2 separate regions of the Homo sapiens genome follow, and region 2 is linked to region 1. The links are chromatin contacts, found by Hi-C or POLR2A ChIA-PET in ENCODE. All regions are on one chromosome and are shown on one strand. The core of a region is the stretch at or near the end of the contact, and the rest is flanking DNA. Distances in the headings are between cores, read along the strand shown.

Region 1 (6,903 bases), core at 4,062-6,561:
TGGAGTTGAGGCTGGTATGGATAGATCTCCACCCTTCCAGAACCCTAAGTGCCCAGAAAAGCTGCGTCTCTGAGTTGCCGCTTACCCGCCGAGAGCCTCGTGCGAGCTGCTCTGCCCCCCTGCCCCTGTGAAGTGGGTGTGCAGTGGCTGTTGGATTGCGGCCCTGGGTTAAATGAGTCAGTACCTGGAAAGCGCTTTGTCTTGGAGGATTCCCATGAAAGTGTGTGTTTTAACAAAAGGACTCACTGCTCTTGTGCCCACACCTGTCTATTAAAGCCATGGTAGTGGGGCATGAGCCTGGACCTCCATCAGGAGAAGCATTCCATATTTCTCCCACGTCTCCTCTTTTGCATTGGCTCTGTAATCTGCTCGTGGTTCGGTCATGATGGGCTTTTCTATGACACATTGAGTTGCTTCTTCATCTCCTGGTCACCTGACAGCACGAACTCCCAGGAGGCAGCGCAGCCCCTGGCATGGGGGCAGCCCACCCACTGCCGCTCGGTATGTCTCCACAGGCTGACGGGGTACGGGATCCACCACTGCTTTGCCAGGAGCATGATGGGCCACGAGGTGAAGGTGCCGCTCCTGGAGAACTTCTATGCTGACTACTATACCACGGCCAGCATCGCGCTGGTGTCCTGCCTGGCCATGTGCGTGGTGGTCCGATTCCTCGGGCGCAGGGGAGGGCTGCTGCTCTTCATGATCCTCACCGCCCTGGCCTCACTCCTGCAGCTCGGCCTCCTCAACCGTGAGTGGGTCGGGGAGGTGGGCTGGGTGCAGGGAGGGAAGCTGGCAGATCCCCAAGGGCATTTGAAAGGGCTGCATAAGACTCCGCTGGCCACTCTAAAATCTACTGCTGGAAGGAGCTGCTTTGGGGAGAACAGAGCTTCAGTTGAGAGCATCTGTGGAGCCCGCCTTAGAGGGCACTGGGCCTTCCCGCCTCCCCCTGCCCCTGCCCCGGCCCGGGCTGCACCATGATTCCTTCCGAGTCCTGGTGGCCCAGTCTTTGCTAATAGGTAGACTGCTTCTGTGTGATTCATCACATGACCAAGAAGAACAAAGGATTGTCTCTTTCGAGTGACATTAAGGGGGAAATAAATCTGTTTTGTCACCCTTGCATTAGGGCCCTGCTTTTCAGCAGATGTTCCCGAGTTCATCAGCTTCTCTTTGGACCAAAGAATTTCTCAGTAAAGGTTAAAAATAATCTGGCCGGGTGCGGTGGCTCACGCCTGTAATCCCAGCACTTTGGGAGGCTGAGGCGGTCGGATCATGAGGTCAGGAGTTCAAACCAGCCTGACCAATGTAGTGAAACCCCATCTCTACTAAATATACAAAAAATAATTAGCTGGGCTTGGTGGTACACGCCTGTAGTCCCAGCTACTCAGGAGGCTGAGGCAGAAGAATCACTTGAACTTGGGAGGCAGAGGTTGCAGTAAGCTGAGATCGCAGCACTGCACTCCAGCCTGGGTGACAGAGCAAGACTCCATCTCAAAAAAAAAAAAAAAATCTAAGGCAAAGCTAGAGAGTCCATCTGGCCCTTCCAGCAAGCTCTGTATAGCTCCTCACCAACAAATACCCATTCCCGTGTATGGACAAACCACCACAGCATCTCCGTGGCCAGCCCAGGGCGCGACGTGAACAGGCAGGACCGATGAGCCTCTTCTCCCACCCTGGCACGGTCCTCCTGGGACAGGCTCAGGACACTGCGGGAACATCGACCCCACAGAGCTCCCCTGCCTTTACAAGGAAAATGAACCCGGGCTCTCAGAACTAGACGCCAGGGCTGTCCACCGCACCCAGATCAGAGCGGCCTTGTCGTGCAGCCTAGATTAGAGATGGCTCACTTCAAACTCAGGAGCAGCTTTCTAACTTGGACAGTTCTTATGCAATCTATACCTTGCTGGGAGACTGCTGTTAGGCTTAGCTAATGGATTGCACACGTGGCGCCTGTCTCCCTCCATCCCCGTTCCCCAGCTGCCCTTCCAGGGAGTCTCCTGCTCACACAGTTGGGACGGAAGTGGCAGGGTGCCTCAGCCCCCGGGTGTTGTGGTGCCCCTTTGGCCCTGAGCAGGAATGCACAGGAGCCCCAGGCGAACACCAAGCAGCCGTGAGGAGCAGAGCTGGGGCTGGCAGGGGCACCCCACAGCACTTGACGCAGCTTGAATGCAGGCGGCAGTGACCTGTGGGTGACTTTACATGCAAGGAAGCTCACCCTTTGCACCTGCTGGGGTCTCACTGTGAAGGTTCCATTTTCTCCTCAGGCTCTGAGGCCAGCAGGGTCTCACTCCTGTCTTCCTAACAAAAAGATCTTTGTTTAGCGCAGTATGAATTCCACTGCCCCGGCGGCCAGCGCCATCCCAGACACGGAAGGGAGTTTGCTTGAACCAAGTCGCATGGGAACACGCTAGGCTAACTCCACACCTAATGTGCTCTCTTCTCTCTTCTCGCTTGCTTGGCCCTTGTCCGTGTGGGTGCGATCATGTCTGCGGGTCCAGTGATTGGAAAGTACAGCCAGCACCCAGACTCAGGTGAGTCCCAAGCGCGTGGGCTGTGCTTCCTCGTCTCATATTACATCTAAATGGGTGTTTTCTCGAAGACTCACGGACCTGTGGTTTCCATTTTCTCTTTCTCCCCGTTGCCCTCCAAGAACTGCAGCTGAAGTTGGCCGTAGGTTGGACACTATACGGATACATTTGTATTCTCCCTCTTGCCTCTAGAAAGAGCGACTGGTGCTTCCCTGTTTGTGTGCTGCTTGGCACGCATGCCCCCGCCCCTTCCCCTGGCACCAGGCTCAGCACAGGCCCTGGCCCGGCGCCAACATGCTTTGTCTTAGGGACAGTTGTCTGGGTGGGGGGAGAAAGCCTGGGAGTGCTGGGGCCCGGCTGTCTGTGCTGCCAGGGGAAGCCGCTGTCCCCCTTTGACTCATGTAAGCTTGCTGCCCTGCAGCCCATGGGGACAGCACAGTGCCGCCCTGCACCTCGAAGCTGCTGCTGCACCCGCCTGGCCTGCCCCAGCCCTCGCCCGTGTCCCTGGAGAGTGCTTGCCCTCTATGCAGCCTTGGGGAAGCTGAGCTGAGCCCCAGCTGTATGGTCCTGACAGCATGCCCGTGCACTGTGCCAGACCCTGTCCTGGCGCGAGGTCGGTCTCCGGTGCCATTTACGAGGGCTTTGATGGGTTGAACACTTGCCTTCTGGGCCCATAAATTCTGTGGCTTGAGTTTTTGTTTCCTTAAATCAACCCTGACTCAGCTACCCTGTCCCACACGTTGGGCACATCAGACCTGACTGGAGCAAACATAGGCCAGGGCAGAGGGATGTCGCTGTGGCACCAGGGACATGCCAGCCTGCCCTCCCACCAGGCATGGCTCCCGGCTGAGGAATTCCAATAGAGGCCACCATGAGCTTCAGCATGCTTGACGCACAGGGACTCATAGAAGCCCCACAAAACCCACTGCAGGGGCTCTGGGCTTCTAGTCCTTGAGGTGCTGCTTGGTCCCCAGAGGGAATTGCATACCCATCCATGCCGCAAGCTGGACACTGGGAAGGAGCTGTGCTGTGCAGCCCCAGGCCTCCCTCCCACCCTGGCCTGGCTTCCTCTCTTCCCTCACCACCTTCTTCTGACCTTCCCCCAGGGATGAGTGACAGCGTCAAGGACAAATTTTCCATCGCGTTTTCCATCGTGGGCATGTTTGCCTCCCATGCGGTGGGGAGCCTCAGCGTGTTCTTCTGTGCGGAGATCACCCCGACGGTGATAAGGTGCGTCATGGGAGACACCCCAGGGGACGCCGGCTTCTCGGAAATCAAAGACGAGTCCCTGGCTCCAGGCTGGTGTGGGATTAACCAGCGTCAGCTCTGTCTCTGGCTCTGGACACATCAGCTTCGTGGTTCATAGCTGAGGTGGCTGTTGGACCCAACCCCGAGGCGCCCAAGAGGCAGTGAGAACCTGGCCCTGGGGTCCTGTCCAGGCAGCAGCAGGAGGAAGGGGGAACAGGGAGCTACTCTGGGCCCAGGAAATATGTCAGTGTCTGAGCGTCTGGCAAGGGGGGGAGTGCAGCGGATCACTTATGCCGCACTTCCACCAGAACCTGTGCTGCCAACTCTGCTAAGAGACCTCACGGCACAGCTAGTGCAAAATGTTTCACAAAGTAGAAAGAGCCTACCCCCCGGCCCTCCCCGAGATGGAGTTTCACTCTTATTGCCCAGCCTGGAGTACAATGGCATGATCTTGGCTCACTGCAACCTCTGCCTCCCAAGTTCAGGTGATTCTCCTGCCTCAGCCTCCAGAGTAGCTGGGATTATAGGTGTGCGCCACCACGCCCGGCTAATTTTTACATTTTTAGTAGAGACGTGGTTTCACCTGGTTGGCCAGGCTGGTCTCGAACTCCTGACCTCAGGTGATCCCCCCACCTTGGCCTCCCAAAGTGCTAGGATTACAGGCGTGAACCACCGTGCCAGGCCAAAAGAGCCTTATTTCATACTGACCTGAGAAGTTGATGTCATGAATCCAAAGCGAGCACAGCGAGTGAGATTACTGACTCATGTAAGAAACATGGATGGAGAGCCCACTGCGCGCCAGACACTAGGCCCAGAAAACACAGCAGCACAGTCCCGCCCTCGTGGAGTCTGCGGCCATTTCATACCTCCCTAAAAGGTGTGACTAACCTGTGCTCAGCCACTTTTGCTTTAGTTCGGAAAGTGAGGCTGACCCCTTCCTGGTGCCGTCTCTGCCCCTGGGTCGTGGTTCATGGGTGCTACACGCCATTTACTGTTGCCACCATGCTTATAGGTTAATAAAAAGGCACGCCTCCACTAAAAGGGCATCACTCAGCTGCAGTCATTTTCCTACACTGTTTGTGACTTACTGAGGAGCTTGAGTTATACCACACTGAACTTCTTAAAGGAGTATCAGCATTTCTCATGCACGTGCCTTCATAAAACAGAACTTGAGAGTAATGGCAGTAGTTCAGCCGTGAGTCAAAACCCAGGTGTCCGCATAATGACACCCTTGGGAAAATCCAGTAGCGGCTATTCCAGTCCAAGGCAGACTATGTGGAGGCTAAGCTGGGGAAGGCTTTGGGAGCAAGTAGGCAGGTCCGTGGACTTTCTTACTTTCCACATTTCCAGTAGCCATGCTAACAACAGCATCTTCACGTCCACACTTTTTGATTCATTCTCTTGGATCGTATCCTACAGGCCCAGCCTGACAGCTACTGGGCACCTGGACAGAAATGCCAAGGCATTGTATGATTAAGCACAAGGAACTCATCCTGTCCCTACCTTCTGCATCAGCCACAGGGGAGAGATGAGTCAGGAGCTTATTTAGTGCTTGCAGTTGCAGGATACCTCAGGCCGACCGCAGGCTCACTCCCTGTCTAAAGGACGGAAAGTGAAATTTCTCTCCTTTATCAAACAAAACAGCAAAGCCAAGTCTTTCAATAGACCAGAATCCACAGTCAGACCTTCTGGGTTTCCAGCTGGCCTCCTGCAGCCTTTGCATGATTATGCATATTTTGTTGGGGGAGGGGGTGGCTAGCGGGTACCCCTTAACTCTGGCAGTTGGTAGGCATCATTATTCTCTGTTAGATTTGGCTTAGCAAGCTAGACGGAAGGAAATGCTGTAAGCTTTTCCTCTTTGACGCAAACCTGGAAAGATTTGAGGATAGAAATTCAACAAACATGTTCTCAGATTCAGCTTGCCAAGATGACAAACTGGAAAAAATATGTGACCCTTGGTGATGCTTTTGTGCCTGCAGAGGATGAAAGGAAATTAAGTCCAAAGGGGGTCCCTGGGCCAGGCTGGGAGAATGTCTAGCGTTCCTGACAAATCCCTCTTCTCGCTGGGAGCCCTTTTCACCCGTGCCATCGGGAGGCCACAGCTCTTTCTTGCAAATGACTGAGGAACAATTCCCACGGAGGCCCTAGGATGGAAGTAGACTCCCCTACCATCCCCCCACTTCACAGAGAAAATTCCAAGATAAGCCACGATGGGCAGCCTGGGGCCCGTGAGCTCCATCTTTCTTAGCACAGAACTAGCCTTTCCCTGTGACACTATTACAGACAAGCCTTCTGGCAGCAAAGGGTAAGGGGCCAGGATGGACTGCCTGGAAGCAAATATTAGGATATGAAATTTTCTGCAAAAAGTTCAAAAAATGCTTTTATACTTTTCATACTTGTTCCACCACAAAAAGCAACAAAGGCCTGCAGAAATCTATTGCCCCAAGGATGATAGAGGCCAAGTTAACTAAATATTGTTTCATGAGATTCTGTTCAGACCTCGCGTTGACAGAACCAGCTACCCGCTCAGGCCCAGGCCAGGTGGTGGTTCTCATCAGCCAGTGCACAGCTCTGATTCATCTGTAAGACATTGGGAGTTGGGTGACTTTGCAAGTCTATCTGACTGTGCCCATCTCCCAGCTTGACATGGGCAGAAGTGGCCTGGGGTCCTGGGCGGATCTGGAAGCAGCTGCTGGCTGTGCTGGGGCGGATCTTTTCTATCCACTGTCCATCTGGATGCTCCAGGTGGGCTCCGAGGCTTCCTTTGCCCTCACGGAGGGGTCCAGGTGAGAGAGGAGGCAGGCGCTGGTGATCATGACACCCGCCTGTTTTCTCCTGCCCTGCCCACTCCGGCAGCCCTGGCCCTTTCTAGATCATAAGTCGGACAGGCCTCCCTGAGACACTCCCTGACTGACGACTCCCTGACATCTGTCTTCCGCTCTAATGCTGCCTCAAGAATAGGCACCGAGGGCCAGGATGACCTGGGGTTAAGGGAGTATCAGAGTCTGTTCAACTTCTTTAAAAAGTTGTATCTTAAAGGCCGGGCACGGTGGCTCACGCCTGTAATCCCAGCACTTTGGGAGGCTGAGGCGGGCAGATCACGAGGTCAGGAGATCGAGAGGATCTGGCT
Region 2 (5,900 bases), core at 403-2,902, 310 kb before region 1:
TCTTTAAATTCTGCTAATAACACCATGCGAGAAAACACCCGAGCTTGAAAAGCCCATGTTCCAACATAACTGTCCTTCACCACTCTGGAAAATTAATGGTTTGTTTCGATTATCCCTTTGTTAAACTCCAAAGTCAAAGAGCTCTGAAAGGCATACGGTTATTTTAAGTTTCAGGTGATTTCTGTTGCCAAATATTTTAAAAATTTAAAATTGCTACGTGACCTCTTAGTAGTACTATTAGATTTCCTGACAATAAAAATAAGTCTTTTGGTTTCACCATTTATAGTTAGTACAGCTAATATTAAGTATAATTTTAAAAGCCTTTTATTTTCTCAGAAAGAAAAAATAATCAAAATCTGCTCAGTGTGGTATTGAATAATTAAAAACAAAAGAACAGTATCTTCACATTAGTGTTTAATATTAATTGCTTTTTTACCCTTGACACTGGTGCTAATTAAATTTTCATTTTATTTTCCATGACTTGTTTAAACAGTTTTTGCAAATTATTGCTAATCAGCCTAATAAAACTGAATCACCTATTAAACAATTTTGTTTTGAATTAAATGGCATTAAAATAATTCTGGCTGCCTTGTGTTATAATGTGTTACAAGAATACCAACCGCTACAGGTAATATGCCTTAGCTTTTACACATGCTTTAAATAAATCTACGGATGTATTTACCTACATGCACAAACATGCAAAGAGGCAGTGTTGGTTAGTTGAATGGGTTTCCGGCTGGATTTATTTCCCGTCTACTGTCTTCTCAAGAGGAAATCTAAGGCAAATCTCTTCAACAACCTGAAACTTGGTTTTCATCATCAGCAAAATAAGGAGTATGTATTTTTGAGGGAAAGGGTTATCGGTGGAAATAGAGGTTTCCCTAAGCACCGCTTTGCAGCCCCTTCCAGCAAGATACGATTAATGGGGTGCGGGGGGGAGAGCCCGTTGCCCCCACTCCCCCGGAGACTTTCCTGCAGTTTCGAAGGTGTAGGACACAAATGGTGGGTCTAAAATATTAGCAGCAGCCACCAGTGAGGAGCCACATGGCTCACAAAGAATGAAGAGAAATAATAGGGCCAAGTGGACCAGTTGGTAAAACCCCGGGGCCCCCACTGCGTTAGTGGGCTCTGGAAGAGGTGCCTTACTGGTACCCAACAGAGCCCTGGGAGGGTCTGTTGCACATGGCGGGGCAGCTTTGGGGGCAGTGGTACACAGCAAAATTGCAGGAGCAAGTGTGAGATTGACCCTCAGAAACTGCGATTACCTATGTGTGGGGGTGAGGGAATGTGAAGGAATAGTCTACACATGCTGGTCAGATGACTACCAACTCCTTTGCACTTACAACGACTCTGTAGTTCACAGAATAGGTAGGTTACTCATATTGTTATGTCTTAGATGACAAAAGAGAATTACGAAACATGAAGTGACTTAATCCAAGATGATGAATGGGGAGGTCAAATATTTTGTGATGAAATCATAATCACAACTCATGGCAGGAAGCAGAGTGCTGGTCTTACACAACACTTTTTGTTGGTGTCAGCATCAAAGGAAGAACACTGAAGCACGTAGGACAAGGCCTGATCTTGTATAACCTGAGTCTTCGGGAAAGATGGTACAGACAGGAGCTACAAGACCTGATCATTTGTGTTGGCTCTGCCACTAACTGGATGAACACTAACTGGATAAACAATCTCCGATGAGTCAGTTAATTTCCTCATGGTTTAAAAGAAAATGATGAAACAAATGCTATCTATCTCAAAGGACTTAAAATGAAAAGAATTAAAAAAATACAATTAAAAATGGTCAGAAAAGTTGAAAGTTTCATACAAAATGTTAAAATATGTACGTTAATGATCTTTATGTACAATAAAGAAGGAAACCTCCTGACATACAGCAATTTGCTGAGTCACATTAATATCTACTTATTAATTGGAAACACCAAGCCAGTAGACAGTAGTAATTTTCTTCTGGCAAATACATTTCAAACTGTCTCATTCAGTTTTCTCATTAGAAACAACAGATGCTAGAAGTTAATGAAAAAAATATTTAAAGTACTCAAGAGAAAGTAACTCTAAACCCACAATTCTATACCTACATAAATTATTATGCAAAAATAATGGCAAAAGAAAGACAATCCCAGCCATGCAGAAGTTGCCCTTCTAACTGGATTTTCTTCCACCCTTGCCCAAAGCAGTCTGTTTTTAACAACCAGTCAAAGGGGTATTGGTAAGGTGGAAGTTGGGCACGTCATTCCTCAGCTCACATCATTTTTAAAACTTTTTTTAAAAACAGCTTTATTAAGATACAACTTAAAAAAATAAAAAATAAAAAAGATACAACTTATATGTCATAAAATTCACCCCTTGTAAGTGTATAATTTTGTTATTTTTAGTAAATTTATAGACCTATGCAACCATCACCACAATCCAGTTTTAAAACATATCCACCATCCCAAAATGTTCCCTTGTTCCACTTTGCAATTAATCCCTGCTACTACTAATACCTCCAAGCTCTAGGCAGCCACGAATCTATTTTCTGTCTAAATTTGCCTTTTCTGGACATTTCAGAGAGATGGACTCATGCAATCTGTAGTTTTTTTGCATCTGGCTACTTCCATATGGCATAACATTTTTGAGATCCATCCATGTTGTAGTATGGATTAGCAGTTTGTTCCTTTATTTATTTTTATTTTTTGAGATGGAGTTTCACTCGTGTTGCCCAGGCTGGAGTGCAATGGCGTGATCGCAGCTCACTGCAACCTCCACCTCCCAGATTCAAGAGATTCTCCTGCCTCAGCCGCCCGACTAGCTGGGATTACAGGCATGTGCCACCACGCCTGGCTAATTTTCTGTATTTTTAGTAGAGACAGGGTTTCCCCATGTTGGCCAGGCTGGTCTTGAACTCCTGACCTCAGGTGATCCACCCACCTTGGCCTCCGAAAGTTCTGGGATTACAGGCGTGACCCACTGCACCCAGCTTAGTTTGTTCCTTGTTTATTGCTGAATAGTATGCCAGTGTGTGGACAGGTCACATTTTGTTATCTGTGCACTAGCTGATAACCAGATTGTTTCAAGGTCTTGGCTCTCATGGTTGATGCTGCTACGAACAACCACGTACACATCTTTGTGTGGATTGCCCACATTGTTCATGCCTTCCCACTTCCTTCAGAGTAAAACCAAAGCTTTGGCTGTGGGCTGCACATCCCTACCCCATGTGGTTTCCTAGTACTGCTCCTTACTGCTGTCCTCTCACCCCCTGCTCCCCCGTCGCTCACACCACTGCCACCACACTGGCCTCCTGGCCATTTCTCCAACACATCAGTCATGCCCTCCCCTCAGAGTCTTTGCCCCAGCAGTGCTTTCAGCCTGGAAGCTTTGGACCCCATTCCAGGATACCCTTGTAGCACGTCTCCCCCAAATCTTTGCTCTTCTTCTCCCTTGCAATCTCCCTTACCTATTACAGACAACTTCCAAGTTTTTGTTATTGAAAATGTGGGGAGAGAACCACAGACAGACAAGATAGCATCACCAGGAGCTGGTCAGAGCTGCACAGCCTCGGTCACCGCAGACCTGCTGAGCCGGGATCTGCATTTTACCAAGGTTCCCAGCTGGTCTTCAGGTACACTAAGGTCTGGAAAGCCCAGTTCTAACATACAAGATGATTTACTTCTTTGTTATACGTATTGTTTACAGCCATCATTTTGTACTAGAGCGTTCATTTCACAAAGATGAGAGATTTTGTTGTTTTATTCATAATGAATCCCAGAGGCTAGAACAGTGCCTGGCACACATTCATTGAATGAGCGGATGTTTTCCTGTAAATATCTGTAAAGAATTATCCTTGTACATTACCTGTAGAAGCCAGTGATTTAAATTAATAGTCTTGGACTTAAGCCTGGGTGGGGAACAATAGAAAAATTAATTTTTTTCCACTTCTGGGCATTAAAAAATATCGGTTCACTAAAGAATGCCTTCAAAGAATAAAGTATGAGTAGATTAAAAATAAAATGAGTAACCATCTAAGACTATGGAAATATGAAGAAGAAAAAGAAGCCAAAGAAGCGACACTGGACTGCCTGTGGGTCACCGCCTGTCTCCCTTTCCCCTGTCACGCAGCCTCCTGTGGAGCCGGCCGTGGAAACGCCCTGACATGGAGTCAGAAGCCCGAGCCCGTGTTTCAGACTTGGCGTTCATTGACCAGAAGAGCTGCTTCACCACTTAACCATGCAGCTTCAAGGGCTCCATCTGCAAAACGCAGGCTTGAACCACAGGACTGGTTATGCTCCTTCTTGTTCTGTGTCCTCTAAATCCACCCCGTGGGATGGTTCTCATCCTCATTTCTAGGAAAACAAGGCCCAGGTGGAATCTCTTTTCTCATCTGCAGGACTGATGCCTTTCTTGGCCTAAATTTCAACAACATGTGACTATAAAACTTACCTGTGTGTGAACCCTACAGATATTTGCGGGGGTGTTGTGTGGGGAGATGACCCCATGGTGGGCCCCTAGCGCCGGCCTCTTGCTATCATGCTGAGCACGCCCACCTTGCCGCAGCCTAGGATCTCCCTTTCCCACCGGCACTCTCTTGCCTGGAGTGTGGATCCACTGTGGCTTTCCCTCGCCCCATCCTCCAGCTTGGTGGGTAGTAATATCTTCTGTCCCTCTTTAGACTCGGGGGCCTAACTGGAAAACAGGTGCATTGGTAGATTTAGTAGCAGAGGAGTCCAAGAGTTCTAGTGCTCTACATGGGCATGAGACCAAAGCCCATAAATACATGTTCGCGGGGTGCCTACTGTATACCCAATGCTGTAAGGTAGTGTCCCCAAAGCATACTGCTGCAGAACACTAGTTTTGTGGGGTGTTCAACGATATTACCTGGAGAAAAGAGTCCAGAATCTAACAAGTTTGGGAAACTCTGGATTAAATAAGGTTAACTATGTTTCTTTTAGGTAGTCCTTCTCAGAGACTTAAGATGAGAGCATGCATTGGGAACTTCCAAAATGGGAGATGCAGTGGGAGGCACTCCCATAGTTAGGTAACCAGGCAGCCCCTTTTTACTTATTTTATTTTATTTTTTTGAGATGGAGTCTTACTATGTTACCCAGGCTGGACTCAAACTTCTGAGCTCAAGCAGTTATCCCACCTCAGCCTTATCCCACCTCAGCCTCCTAAGTAGCTGGGACTACAGGCACGAGCCACCACACCTGGCTTTTTTAAAAACAAAGGACCATATTTTGGAAACACATAGGCCCTGTAGCACACAGACCCATGGGATCTCCTGGCCACCTGGCCCAGCCCATCTTCCGCAGATATGAATCCTGGACCTGAGGGAGAAGCGAAGCAACTTGCCCCAGGGCCCCACGGCTAACACTGTAGGCCACGCTTCCCATTTCTCAGCTGAAATAAAAGGTATGTTTTTGTTGCAAATATTTAGTTGACCATTAATTTACCTAAAACCAGTGACTCTCACCGGGACACACAGACTTTTGAAAAGAAAAATCATTAAAGTGAAAAAAGGAGATTTTCAGGTAACTGCAGTTTTTTATTTTTATTTTTTGACATGGAGTCTCGCTCTGTCACCCAGGCTGGGGTGCAGTGGCACAATCTCGGCTCACTGCATCCTCCACCTCCTGGGTTTAAGCAATTCTCCTGCCTCAGCCTCCCAAGTAGCTGGGATTAGAGGTGTATACCACCACGCCTGGCTAATTTTTATATTTTTAGTAGAGACAGGGTTTCATCACGTTGGGGGCTTAGTCTCAAACTCCTGACCTCAAGTGATCCGCCTGCCTCAGCCTCCCAAAGGGCTGGGATTACAGGCATGAACCACCACGCCCAGCCAACTGCAGCTTTCTAGCAGCCAAGTGTGTGTTCTTTATTATCTTGAATCCCAGTGAAAAATTAGA

What was found. Hi-C counts contacts between places; a loop is a spot of excess contacts on that map. ChIA-PET counts read pairs that join two places held with the same protein, here RNA polymerase II (POLR2A). Pooled maps may share reads with other maps.
Region 2: a loop to region 1 is called in a map of MCF 10A, with 11 times the contacts of the local background. The contact joins two enhancer-like sites. A Hi-C loop is called at or near these places in 2 of 168 maps with a recorded cell type or tissue (K562 and MCF 10A) and 2 of 50 pooled maps. POLR2A ChIA-PET finds 5 or more read pairs at or near these places in 1 of 52 experiments (MCF 10A).

Annotation. Positions count from the first base shown.
Region 1 is chr6:3,280,704-3,287,606 of GRCh38, reverse strand. It overlaps SLC22A23 (solute carrier family 22 member 23), which reads left to right. Exons shown (of 10, transcript NM_015482.2): 7 at 516-748; 8 at 2,496-2,528; 9 at 3,632-3,755. Among named protein-coding and RNA genes, the nearest start is that of PSMG4, 25 kb to the right of the region's middle. RefSeq lists enhancers at 151-680, 4,162-5,089 and a silencer at 5,218-5,512. Within about 2 kb of position 5,311, at least 8 of the 41 ENCODE cell types and tissues checked have a DNase peak (open chromatin) inside an H3K27ac peak, as active enhancers do.
Region 2 is chr6:3,588,168-3,594,067 of GRCh38, reverse strand. LOC100507336 (a long non-coding RNA gene) reads left to right here. Exons shown (of 4, transcript NR_187650.1): 4 at 1-578. Among named protein-coding and RNA genes, the nearest start is that of SLC22A23, 130 kb to the right of the region's middle. Within about 2 kb of position 1,652, at least 5 of the 41 ENCODE cell types and tissues checked have a DNase peak (open chromatin) inside an H3K27ac peak, as active enhancers do.